Linked DNA regions of Homo sapiens: region 2 is linked to region 1. A link is a contact called in ENCODE Hi-C or POLR2A ChIA-PET data. All regions are on one chromosome and are shown on one strand. The core of a region is the stretch at or near the end of the contact, and the rest is flanking DNA. Distances in the headings are between cores, read along the strand shown. Region 1 holds the start of SSU72 (SSU72 homolog, RNA polymerase II CTD phosphatase). Region 2 holds the start of SLC35E2B (solute carrier family 35 member E2B).

Region 1 (6,431 bases), core at 1,670-4,169:
CTGCCATCAATCATGTCATCTACAGGACCCAGGCTGTTCAGGTCAAGGGTCGCCTACAGGACTGGGCTGAGCCGCCCTCAGCCCCTCCTTGGCCTTGCTCCCATGCTTGTGAGCACTCAAAGTCCAGAGCGGGCCGAGGCAGCAAGGGGCTGGCATGCTAGCACTGCCCTCAGTGTGTGCACACCTGGCTGGGTTGCAACAGCGCCTGGGCTTGGCTTCAGCTTTGTCGGGAGTCAGGAGAGGCCAGGTAGCAGCTGGAGGCACTTCTGAGCTTTCGGGGGCAGGTGGGGTGGCTTCCCAGCCCTGGGATTGCAGGGATACCTGGGTCCACAGCCGTGGCTGGGCAGATGCAGCTGCTCCCAGGAGGGTGGGGCTCCTGTCCTGCCAACTTGGAAGGGGGCAGGGCTCCCACATGCTCAGTGGAGCACAGAGTCCCAGCTGAGCCTCCCCTGCTGTAGCCAGCATCTTCCCAGCAGCCACTCAAGAGAGGCTGCCACTGCCATCAATGGTATAACTGACATTTCACAATCAATAGCTTCTGCTGGTAACTTCACAAAAACCTGACCTAAGAGATCTTTAGTACCTATTGGTTAAATAAGGTATTAAATAAGTATGTCAATACTATATGCTGTATGTGGGTAAATTCCTCTGGAACACTGAGATCCATTTACACACAGAAAGAAAACAGGCACATGGTTACAAGTCTCGTGTAATTTCTATGGCCATTTTATTTATTCAATTGGCTTCCTTTAATCTCTATTTTTCTATTTTTGTTTTCTAATTTTTTTCTTTTTAATTGCTTTCCTTTAAGCCTAGGTTCATGGGTCAAAACCAATATGCAAACTGGGATAGTCATATTATTATTGATTTTACCTTGTATTTTCCCCTTTTAAACTTATTCATTGCCATATTTTGCAAAAGGACAATTTCTTTTTTTTTATTTTTTTGAGATGGAATCTCACTCTGTTGCCAGGGTGAACTGCATAGGCACAATCTCAGCTCATAGCAACCTCCGCCTCCTGGGTTTAGGTGATTCTCCTGCCTCAGCCTCCTGAGTAGCTGGGACTACAAGTGCGCACCACTACATCCGGCTAACTTTTGTATTTGTAGTGGAGACAGGGTTTCACCATGTCGGCCAGGATGGTCTCGATCTCTTGACCTCGTGTTCCACCCGCCTCGGCCTCCCAAAGTGCTGGGATTACGGACGTGAGCCACCGCGCCCGGCTACAAGTACAATTTCTAACAGAATAATGCTGACACAGCACTTTGAGATGATAGAAAGACTACAGAAGTGACAAAAGTTGAAGTTAATAATGGACTCCAGGTTAGACTTAGCCTGAGAGCCACACCCTTCAAACCTCCTTTGATGCTCAAATATGGTAAAAAAGGGTTTTGACAATGACTCCCAGCAGCCACTCTCTCCAGTGTGGGACCAGACCAGCTATCTGGGACAAGTTCATCCCAGCACGGGGACTATCAAAACCTAATTACAGGATGACTCATTAGTGATGCATTTGGAGAAAGATCTCAATCAAAAGGGGAAAATACCCAAGTTGTCAAATAAAAGTGGACTCACTTATGTTTAAAAAATACCTTGACAAAGACAGCTGGGAAAGGCCATGGAGAATTCTCATGAATCAATAATAAGAAAAACTATCACAAGATTCTGCAAAAACCACAACCTTGCACTAAGGCAATCTTACACAAAAAATACTTCAGCAAGGACAGCTGCCCAGCAACTGCCTGTCCAACCCTGGAACGGGAGTACACTTGTTTTTTTTTTTTTTTAGACGGAGTCTGGCTCTGTCGCCCAGGCTGGAGGGCAGTGGCGCGATCTCGGCTCACTACAAGCTCCGCCTCCCGGGTTCACGCCATTCTCCTGCCTCAGCCTCCCGAGTAGCTGGGACTACAGGCGCCCGCCACCACGCCCGGCTAATTTTTTGTATTTTTAGTAGAGACGGGGTTTCACCGGGTTAGGCAGGACGGTCTGGATCTCCCGACCTCGTGATCCGCCCGCCTCGGCCTCCCAAAGTGCTGGGATTACAGGCGTGAGCCACCGCGCCCGGCCGGGAGTACACTTGTTACTGTTCTTTGTAGCCAAGGTTAATTATTTCCAAACCATTATCTTCCTCTTCATTTTTTCTTTAAAAACCATTACTTTCCTGAATGCGCAAATCGTTTACTATGGCACGCATATTCGCCAACGCCCTATTCCCAAATAAATATCATTTTCAGTTAGCCTGTTATTAGGTTGACAATCATTATCACTCCCTCTCCCGTCCGTGGCGCTCCCACGGCAAAACATCAGCCCACTGTCCACCGCGAGGCTGCATCCAGGCAGACAGGCATAGCTGGGGAATGACACACTCGCGTTGACTGGATTTACTGTAACTGGACCCAAATCTCAGACCAGCCGGCGGCCTCTCCAAGGAAGCCCGAGGCGAGGAAGATCCTAGTCGACGTGCACTCCCAACCAGGTCTGTCACAGGTCGGCCCTCGCATTTAAACGTTAAATGTTGAAGGGCTTTCATAAAAGAGCGATGTGCTCCTGCTTGTATGAGCCGGGGCCGGAGGCCGGTAACAGCGGCACGGGACGGGAGCGAGCCTCAGAATGCGGGAATGTCTGTGGGCCTCCGGGACAGTGGAGGGAGCGGGTCTAGTGAAGCGCGACGACTCTGGGGTGGCAGAAGTGAGGACTATGGGCCCCACGGGGACCGAGGGAACGCACAAAATCGTCCCAAGAGACGAAACGCCGGGCCGCGGAAGGGCCCTCAATGCTATCTCCGGCAAGCGCGGCGTTTCGCATCGCTCCCAAAGGCGGCGGCGACACCTTATGACGTCCTGTTGTTCCGCACGTCGTCGCGTCACACTAGGCGCCGGCGCGGGGTGCTGATGTCAGGACGCCGCCGCTTGGCGCCGTGACGCTCAGCCGGGCCTTGTGGAGTGCGGGTCTCTGCTGCGGACGCCGGGGGCCGGCGCGGCGTTGGCCGCCCCCGGCCTCGCCGAGTGCAGCGCGCCCGAAGGCCAGTGCCTGCGCTCCGTCCGCGGCCCGGCGCCCAGGGTGGGCGGGGAGGCCGCCGCGCAGTCGCCGCACGCTACACCGCCGGCGCCGTCGTTTCGCGTCGCCCGCTTCCGGCCACCGCGGCCGCCATTTTGTTCGCGCGGAAGCGCCGCGGTAGGGTGGGAACCCAAGCGGGAGAGCCGCGGGATTTGCGGCCGCCGCCATGCCGTCGTCCCCGCTGCGGGTGGCGGTGGTGTGCTCGAGCAACCAGAACCGGAGCATGGAGGCGCACAACATCCTCAGGTAGTTGGGCTCCACCCTGTCCCCGCGCGCTCTGCTCCGGCGACCGGCCCTCCCTCCTCCCCGGTTCCCCCTGGCCCGCGCCAGGACCCCTGAGAGGAAGCCGGGCCGGGCCGCGCTCGTGGGTCGGCTGGTTGGGATGGCAGCTGGACGGCAGCGCGCGTAGTCCACACGCGGGTGGGCATCACAGGGAAGGCAGGTTCCGGGACGAGGCGCCCGCTGTCCGGTGGTCCTTCGAGCTCTCCGAGGCCGGGCCCGGGGGGCGAGGGTAGCGTCCGCGGCGAGGGGCTGCGCGGCGGCGGCCGATCATGGTATTTCGTGTGCGTCGTTGGCCACCTTCCCTGGAAACGGCGCGCAACACAATCACGGCATACCACGATGTTGTAAATAACAAAGCGGTCTCTTTTTTTAATGCCATGGATTTGTGTGTTTGCTACTTCTTCTTCTTTTTTTTTTTTTGCGAAAGATCCTCTCTTCCTCCCTGGAACGCCTCCAACCGGTAGTTTCTGGAATACAACGTGGACTTGGTTTGGCTCTGCTAGTTTATATTCCCTGCTAACTGGCCGCCTGTGACTCTTGCGTAGCGTATGTCTAATGAAAGTTTATTCCTGCTTGATAACAAGTTTTTTGTTCAGTCACATAGCAAACTGAGAAACTGACCACTTGACTTACAGTTAAAATTTGGTATGTGTCAACTTTGATAGTAAGAAAGTTGAAATGGCTTTTTTACCTCCAAAGTTACCTACGTGAACTTTAAATGAAAACAGTGTTTCGCTTCTCTTCTCGCAGTCCAGCTATAACTTTCCTGAGCAACTTGGGAAAATTAACAGTCCCCCTTTTTTTTCCGTTTTTAACAGTGTCACGTGGGCCAGGCACGGTGGCTCACGCGTGTAGTCCCCGCACTTTGGGAGGCCGACGCACGCGGATCACCTGAAGTCAGGAGTTGGAGACCAAAAAACACCCCCCAAAAATCAGTGTCAAGTGTTCATGATCTGCTGATTCTTTCTCTTTATTCTTTTCTTTCTTTTTTTTTTTTTTTTTTTTTTTTTTTGAGACAGAGTCTTGCTCTGTCGCCCAAACTGGAGTGCAGTAGCGCGATCTCGGCTCACTGCAACTTGTGCCTCCCGAGATCGAGCTATTCTCCTGCCTCAGCCTCCCGAGTAGCTGGGACTACAGGCACCGGCCACCAGGCACGGCTAATTTTTTTTTTTTTTTGTATTTTTAGTAGAGACGGAGTTTCATCATCTTAGCCAGGATGGTCTTGATCTTATGACCTCGTGATCTGCCCGCTCGGCCTCCCAAAGTGCTGGGATTACAGGCGTGAGCCACTGCGCCCGGCTTTTTTTGTATTTTTAGTAGAGACGGAGCTTCACCATGCTGGCCAGGCTAATCTCAAACTCCTGACCTCAGGTGATCTGCCCGCCTCGGCCTCCCAAAGTGCTGGGATTACAGGCGTCAGCCACCGCATCCGGCCAAAGGTTGTTTTTAAAACTAGAAATGTGCTAGAATTACATTGTGCTGGATCTTCATTTATAAACTGCAGTTACCTGTAAAAATTTGATACATTTAAGCAAAACAATGCAAGGCTCACCCCCCCCCCCCCAAGACAAAATTATTGTTAATTGGAATAACAAATGGGCTGGAGACCTTCTGGTTCTGCTGGTTCTCCTTGGTGATCCTTTGTTCAAGATTTTCTGCTGTACCTGCATAACAAAGATGGAGTAGGCCGGGCGCAGTGGCTCACACCTGTAATCCTAGCACCTTGGGAGGCCGAGATGGGCGGATCACAAAGTCAGGAGATTGAGACTATCCTGGCTAACACGATGAAACCCCGTCTCTACTGAAAATACAAAAAAATTAGCCGGGCGTGGTGGCGGGCGCCTGCAGTCCCAGTTACTCGGGAGGCTGAGGCAGGAGAATGGCATGAACCCAGGAGGCGGAGCTTGCATTGAGCCGAGATCATGCCACTGCACTCCAGCCTGGGCGACAGAGCAAGACTCCATCTCAAATAAATACATAAATAAAATAAAGTTGGAGTAGAATATATATTTTTTTTCTTGAGGGGGAGTCTGTAGCCCAGGCTGGAGTGCAGTGGTGCTATCTCAGCTCACTGCAAGCTCCGCCTCCTGGGTTCACACTATTCTCCTGCCTCAGCCTCCTGAGTAGCTGGGACTACAGGCGCCCGCCACCACGCCCGGCTAATTTTTTTGTATTTTTAGTAGAGACGGGGTTTCACCATGTTAGCCAGGATGGTCTCGATCTCCTGACCTCGTGATCCGCCTGCGTGGGCCTCCCAAAGTGCTGGGATTATAGGCGTGAGCTACTGCGCCTGGCAAGATGGAGTAGAAATCTTAACAAAAGGAAATGTTTTAAAAATTCTATTTAGGGCTGGGCGCGGTGGCTCACGCCTGTAATCCCAGCACTTTGGGAGGCCGAGGCAGGTGGATCACGAGGTCAGGAGATCGAGACCATCTTGGCTAACATGGTGAAACCCCGTCTCTACAAAAAATACAAAAAAATGACCCCGGCATAGTGACGGGCGCCTGTAGTCCCAGCTGCTCAGGAGGCTGAGGCAGGAGAATGGCGTGAACCCGGGAAGCAGGAAGCAGAGCTTGCAGTGAGCTGAGATCCGGCCACTGCACTCCAGCCTGGGTGACAGAGCGAGACTCTGTCTCAAAAAAAAAAATTATTTAGCTATCTTGTTAATAAAATCAGGTTTAGCGGCTACTTTAAAGACATGCCAGTCATAACCTCGCTGAGACGATGACTGAAGATGACCAAGTCCTTTTTAGTTCAGAGTGGCCAGTGGCCGTTGCTGGCAGAGCTGTGGTCTCTGGAAAAGGAGCGGAGAGCACCTCTGAATAATGAATTCTTGGGTGTGCTTTTACCTGTGCCGCCATCATTCAAATTTACTCATAAAAGAGTAGACTCAGAAGAGAGTCAAAAGGAAGTAAATTTAAGGTGACATCTATTATGGATATCATGAATATGGATATCATGAAGTTAATTTAGACATAGACCTTCAATTTCCTTTTTTTTTTTTTTTGTTGAAGTCGGAGTCTCCCTCTGTCGCCCAGGCTGGAGTGCAATGACACGATCTTGGCTCACTGCAACCTCTGCATCCCAGGTT
Region 2 (6,431 bases), core at 2,797-5,296, 120 kb before region 1:
AGATACACACACAGAAAAATACACATGGACGCCACTGAGACACATACACTCAGAGACAGGCAGTGCGCTCTGGGAAACAGGATGGTTCCTCCAAACCAGTGAAGGGCCCAGGAAAGCATGAGCGGCCCTGACATGTATGGAGGGTCCAAAGGCTGCGGGAACTTGCCCGTGAGTGACCTTGGCCTGGAGAACTCCCCGGCCTCAGTTTCCCCACCTGCTGATGAGGACAAATTGCAGGGGCATGAGCGGCTGCTGCTCCCCTACCTCTGCGCAGGTGGCCGAGTGGCCTGCAGGCTGGGTCTCCAGGTGGGGACCCTTCCCTCTTCCTCCCCACCCACTCTATCCCCTTCCGGCGTCATGTGGATAGAAATTCATTAATATGCACAACAAATGACTACATGCAAGCAGGAAAACATTTGCAATAATACAGCAGGTCGATGTTCTCAACTAGCAAAACAGATGCAATAATACAATTCGTGGATGTTCTCAATACAGACAAAGCTCATATAATCGACACAAAACATTCACAGAAAAATTGTCAAAGGGCAGAAACCGATGACTCAAGGAAGAATATAAATAGCTAAGAAGTAAATGATCAATAATCAAACTAGAACATAATCAAAGAACTTTAAAATTAAAATTATTAATACACTCCTCCCAGGCAAAATAGCAAAGAGAGGGGACATGGTGGCTCACACCTGTAATCCCAACACTTTGGGAGGACGAGGTGGGAGGTCCTTCTGGGGAGAGGAAGAGAGGAAAGCACACAGGCTTCCAGACACTATTCCAAAATCATTAATACGCACACCCCAGGCCCAGCACGGTGACAGCCACCTGCAGACCCAGCTACTCGGGAGGCTGAGGCCAGAGAGCCCTGAGTTTGAGCCCAGCCTGGGCAAAGTAGCGAGATCCCCCATCTCAAAAATAAAATAAAATGCATGGTTCCTCATGAAATGTAAGGCTTTGCTATAAAAACTTTGAGAGGCCAGGCGTGGTGGCTCACACCTGTAATCCCAGCACTTTGGGAGGCCAAGGTGGGTGGATCATGAGGTCAGGAGTTCAAGAGCATCCTGGCTAACAACGGTGAAACCCCGTCTCTACTAAAAATACAAAACAATTAGCTGGGCATGGTGGCGGGTGCCTGTGATCCCAACTCCTCGGGAGGCTGAGGCAGAAGAATCTCTTGAACCTGGGAGGTGGAGCTTGCAGTGAGCCGAGATCGCGCCACTGCACTCCAGCCTGGGCGACAGAGTGAGACTCCGTCTCAAAAAAAAATAAAGGCCGGGCGTGGGGTAGCTCACGCCTGTAATCCCAGCACTTTGGGAGGCTGAAGCGGGCAGATCACAAGGTCAGGAGATGGAGAACATCTTGGCCAACATGGTGAAACCCTGTCTCTACTAAAAATATAAAAATTAGCTGGGCGTGAGGGCACACATCTGTAATCCCAGCTACTCAGGAGGCTGAGGCAGGAGAATCACTTGAACCCGGGAGGCGGAGGTTGCAGTGAGCTGAGATCGTGCCACTGCACTCCAACCTGGGCGATGAGAGCGAAATTCCATCTCAAAAAAAAAAGGAGTACTTTTTATAAATCTGCTTTTGAAATCATTTGGATACCACAGCGGCCCTGCTGACCACAACAGCTGAGACTGTTGGGCAAATCACCAGACATTTCTGGGTTTCCTGGAAAGTAGGAGAATCTACTTTGTAAACTGCTCTCAAATTTATGAACTCCGTGTGGATAGTGAACTCAGGCAGCAGGCAGGTGGCACTCCACTGCGTTAATTTCACTTCATTTTATAATTTTCTTTCTTCCTTTTTTTTTTTTTTTTTTTTTTGACGGAGTCTCACTCTGTCGCCAGGCTGGAGTGCAGTGGCCCAATCTTGGCTCACTGCAAGCTCTGCCTCCTGAGTTCAAGTGATTCTCCTGCCTCAGCCTCCCAAGTAGCTGGGATTACAGGCACGTGCCACCATGCCCGGCTAATTTTTTTTCGTATTTTTTGTAGAGACGGGGTTTCATCGTGTTAGCCAGGATGGTCTCGATCTCCTGACCTCGTGATCCGCCCGCCTCGGCCACCCAAAGTGCTGGGATTACAGGCGCGAGCCAACGCACCCAGCCTTTTTTTTTTTTTTTTTTTTTTTTTTTTTTTTTTTGTGAGACAAGGGTCTCACTCTGTCGCCCAGGCTGGAGTGTGGTGCTGTGATTCTAGCTCACTGCAGCCTCAAGCTCCCAGGCTCAAGCCATCCTCCCACCTCAGCCTCCCGAGTGGTTGGAACCACAGACACCATCGCTGCGCTCTGACCGGCTCCCGGGGGCGCTCCGTGCCCCTCCTCCTGCCCCACTCCTCTGGGGACATCCCCACCAAAGACCCCACGGGAGGAAACAGTCCCAGCCTCTGGCCCAACCCGGCTGCGGGCGCCACGGGGAAGCCTGGGGAAGGAGGCTGCCATCAGCCTCCTGAAGCTTTACGAAGGTTCATGCAACGGAAACAAAAACAAGTGGAAGTTTAACAAAACGTAAAAGTAATATTTATTTATTTATTTATTTATGAGATGAAGTCTCCCACTGTCGCCCAGGTCGGAGAGCAGCGGCGCTATCTCGCCTCACTGCAACCTTCAACTCCAAGGTTCAAGCGATTCTCCTGCCTCAACCTCCCGAGTAGCGGGGACCACAGGCACGCGCCACGAGACCCGGGTAATTTTTTTTTGTATTTTTAGTAGAGATGGGGGGGGGTTCACTATGTTGGCCAGGCTGGTCTCGAACTCCTGACCTCAGGCGATCCGCCCGCCTCAGCCTCTCAAAATGCTGGGATTACAGACGTGAGCCACCTCGCCCGGCCAAAAGTAATCTTTTCTTTTTTCTTTTGACAGGGAGTCTCGCTCTGTCGCCAGGCTGGAGTGCAGTGGCGCCATCTCGGCTCACTGCAACCTCCGCCTCCCGGGTTCAGGTGATCCTCCTTCCTCAGCCTCCGGAGTAGCTGGGATTACAGGCGCCCGCCACCACGCCCGGCCAATTTTTGTATTTTTAGTAGAGACGACGTTTTACCACGTTGGCCATACCAGGCTGGTCTCAAGCTCCTGACCTCGTGATGCGCCGGCCTCGGCCTCCCAAAGTGTTGAGATTACAGGCGTGAGCCACCGGGCCCGGCCCAAAAGTAATCTCTAAAGAGCCCTTTAGCCGTAACTTCATTCCTGAAAATTATTTGGGAAAGTAACGCTAGGAAAACGCTCGACGAAGCTCCGGAGCCGGGGGTCCTCGGGGCCGCAGGCGCGCCCGCGGGTGTCTGCTCCGGATGTCCCGCGGCAGCCCCGACGCCAGCCTGGATACGAAGGCCCCGCCCCGGAGCGCGCCACCAGCCAATCAGCGCCCTGAGGCGAGTCCTCACCCCGCGCGGCGGCCCCGCCCCCCGCAGCTCCGGGCCCAGCTGTCAGAGCAGCTTTCCCTCAGGCTGGGCGGAGCGTGGCCACTTCCGCCAGGAGGCGCCTTTGTGTCTTCTAAGTTAAGCCTATTCAGTGGATTTCTTATTCCTGGAACCCAAACCTGGGCAGTAAACCCTCCGGGGCTTAGAGGCCGCTGCCTCCACAGACTGGCCGATCCCGCCCTGAAGTGCCGCTGGTGGAACAGCCCGGGCGGAACCGCCCGGGCGGAACCAACGGGCTGCCGCGGGGGGTGGGGCCACGGTCCCCCCCCTTCTGCCTTCAGTGGAACGGCCCCGGCGGAACCAACGGGCCACGGGGATGCACTACGCGCACCGTCGTCCTCTCCCTCTGCCTGCAGTGGAACGGCCCGGGCGGAACCAACGTGCGGCCGCCCGGAGCACTCGGCGCGCCGTGTCCCTCCCCGTGTGGCTGCACTGCAACGGCCCGGGCTGGACCACCAGGCGGCAGCGGAGAGGCACTTAAAAGCCCCGTGTTACCCTAGACCTTAAAAAAAAAAAAAAAACTGCGTGTTTCCACCCCCGTCGGCCTGCAGTGGAAGGGCCCGAGCAGAACCAACGGGGGAGGGGACGCTGAGCGCGCCGTGTTTCTCCTCCCGTCTGCCTGGAGTAGAACGGCCCGGGCGGAACCAACGGGCAGCCGCGGGGGCGTTGTGGGCCGCGGCGCGTTTCCCCGGCTCCGTGGCTCTGGGGCACTGAGGAGCGGCGCCCGCGGGGCAGCGAGGAGCCCGATGCAGGGTTCTGCGCGTCATTTCCGGTCCCGCGGGCGCCCCGTGAAGCCCACCTGGATCCGCCAGCGCTGTGCCACTCCCCAGTGCCGAGCTCCGAGCTGTCTCCGCGGCCTCGCGCCCGGCCCCTCCACCGCGCGCCTCTCAGGCCCCGCCCGCCAGCGTCCCTTTGTTGTGAAGGCGCCGGGGCCTAGCGCTATGCCTGCGGCGGAGACTGCATCAGGCTCTCGGTGGGTTCTGCGTGCGGGGTGCTCTGCTCGGTGATCGGTGCTGGGTGCTGCGTGCTCGGTGCTCGGTGCTGGGTGCTGGGTGCCGGTACTGATGCTGAGTGTGCGGGCGTCCGGGGTTTCCCTGCCCGGATTCGCTCCTGGGGGTCCTTTCCTATGGCTGGCGCTGTGCGCGGAAAACGCTGGTGGGGTTTTCCCAGCTGGCTTTAAGCGTTTTCACGTCCGGGAGTCCACGGCGACCCCCACGCCCTGAAGCCTGGGAACGCGGTGTGCGTGGCCGCAAAAAGAACAACAACAACAAAAAAACACAAAACAAAACACGCAAAAAACTAAAGCAAAACTCCCGACAGCCGAGCCCCGTTCGGTGCCTTTTCTTTTTTTTTTTCTTTAATGGAGTGAAATCTACTTTGCTCAGGAAGCCTGCAAATCACATTTTCAGGCCAAACGAGGCAGTATTTTAGAAGGGGTCGCTGAGGCAGGAGTAGGAAGGCTTTCCACTCCACTCACGCATTTTCAGTGTAGGCGAATCGTAAAACGGAGGGCAGAACGAAAATGAGCGGATCTGGGAGTGCAGGCTGCGCTTCGTCCACATCGATAACAGATGTTTCCTGGTGAAGATGTGTAGGGCGCAGCGGGTCACCTGGTCGGGGGAGGGCACAGGGCGTCCCTCCACGGGGTGCCTTTGGCGTTGGGCACTTGTGTGGTCTCCAGCTTCCGGGTTTTGGAAGCGGAGTGTCCCCTGCAGCCTGAGCCTCTTGCAGGTGGTTTCCTTGGGACGAACTCCCAGGGGGAGGTCTGAGTTCTGGGGCATGGTTTGAAGATTTGGGACACATTTTGCCTGAAATTCCCTGCTGGCCGTTTGAACCCACCTGGACTTCCTGACCAGGGGCACGGATTCTTAACCTCTGGTGCAGGGGCCTGGCTAGGAGAGGTCTGCACAGTTGGACGAGGTGCAAAGTGACGCTTTGTCAGTAACCCGGCGTTGAGATTCCTGTGGTGGGACGAGCAGCTCCTATGGCTTTATCCCATTTTAAATCCAAGTTTTCTTTTCCTTCTAGTCCTCGGGCTCCACCCGGGGAGCTGTGCCCAGACAGCAGAAGGGAAGGATGTCACTTCTGAGATGAGGTTCAGAAAGGTCTGGGCTCCTGTCCTGGCTGCTCTCTCCCACTCCCTGATGAGCTTGCTGGATGAAAGCTCCTGTCAGGCTGTGGGGCGTCCTGTGGAGAAGCTGGCAAGAAACTGGTGGGGGCCCTTTCCACCTATAGCCAGCAAGGAACTGAACCCAGCCAGCGTCCACCTGAGTGAGCTCAGAGGTGGGCCTCAGCCCCAGTTGAGCCTTCGGATGAGGTCACAGCCCTGGTCCATGGTGTGACTGCAGCTTCAGGAGGGACCTTAAGCCAGAGGTGCCTGGCTAAGCTTCCCGCAGATTGCTGCCCCACAGGAGCCAACATCAAAAGCATTTGTTGTTTTGAGGTGGTAAGTGTGGAATGACTGTTACAGGGCAGTAGAGAAGGAGCATGCACCCTTCCTGCTTCTTATTTGCCTTTTAGAAATTGTCCTCTGTGAATCGCTTGAACCTGGGAGGTTGAGGTTGCAGTGAGCTGATATCTCACCACTGCACTCCAGCCTGGGCGACAGGAGCGAAACTCCTTCTCCAAAAACATAAATTCTTCTCTGTGAAATATGTTGTTTTGTTTTTTTTTTTTCTTTACTTTTTGAGACGGAGTCTTGCTGTGTCACCCAGGCTGGAGCAGGCGCAGTCTCAGCTCACTGCAACCTCCGCCTCCCAGGTTCAAGTGATTCTGCTGCCTCAGCCTCCTGCGTGGCTGGGATTACAGGCGCCTGCCACCACGCCTGGCTAATTTTTGTATTTTTGGTAGAGACGGAGTTTCATCATGTTGGCCAGGCTGGTCTCGAACTCCTGACCTCAGGTGATCTGCCCGCCTTGGCCTCCCAAAGTGCTGGGATTACAAGCATGAGCCACCATGCCCCGCCAACATTTTTTTTTTTTTGCCTGTTTTTCTACTTGGTTTGTAGGAATT

What was found. Hi-C counts contacts between places; a loop is a spot of excess contacts on that map. ChIA-PET counts read pairs that join two places held with the same protein, here RNA polymerase II (POLR2A). Pooled maps may share reads with other maps.
Region 2: a map of naive thymus-derived CD4-positive, alpha-beta T cell shows a loop between it and region 1 (14-fold over the local background). The contact joins the promoter of SLC35E2B here to the promoter of SSU72 in region 1. A Hi-C loop is called at or near these places in 2 of 168 maps with a recorded cell type or tissue (CD14-positive monocyte and naive thymus-derived CD4-positive, alpha-beta T cell) and 4 of 50 pooled maps. POLR2A ChIA-PET finds 5 or more read pairs at or near these places in 2 of 52 experiments (H1 and activated B cell).

The regions. Positions count from the first base shown.
Region 1 is chr1:1,571,351-1,577,781 of GRCh38, reverse strand. SSU72 (SSU72 homolog, RNA polymerase II CTD phosphatase) reads left to right here and starts at 2,919. Exons shown (of 5, transcript NM_014188.3): 1 at 2,919-3,304. The coding sequence starts at 3,225. SSU72-AS1 (SSU72 antisense RNA 1) reads right to left here and starts at 2,835. Exons shown (of 1, transcript NR_197593.1): 1 at 711-2,835. RefSeq lists enhancers at 186-728, 2,646-2,715, 2,726-2,835 and silencers at 1,127-1,296, 2,956-3,115, 3,356-3,435.
Region 2 is chr1:1,690,410-1,696,840 of GRCh38, reverse strand. It overlaps SLC35E2B (solute carrier family 35 member E2B), which reads left to right and starts at 4,046. Exons shown (of 10, transcript NM_001290264.2): 1 at 4,046-4,392; 2 at 5,448-5,865. RefSeq lists silencers at 3,573-3,652, 4,223-4,382 and an enhancer at 4,217-4,511.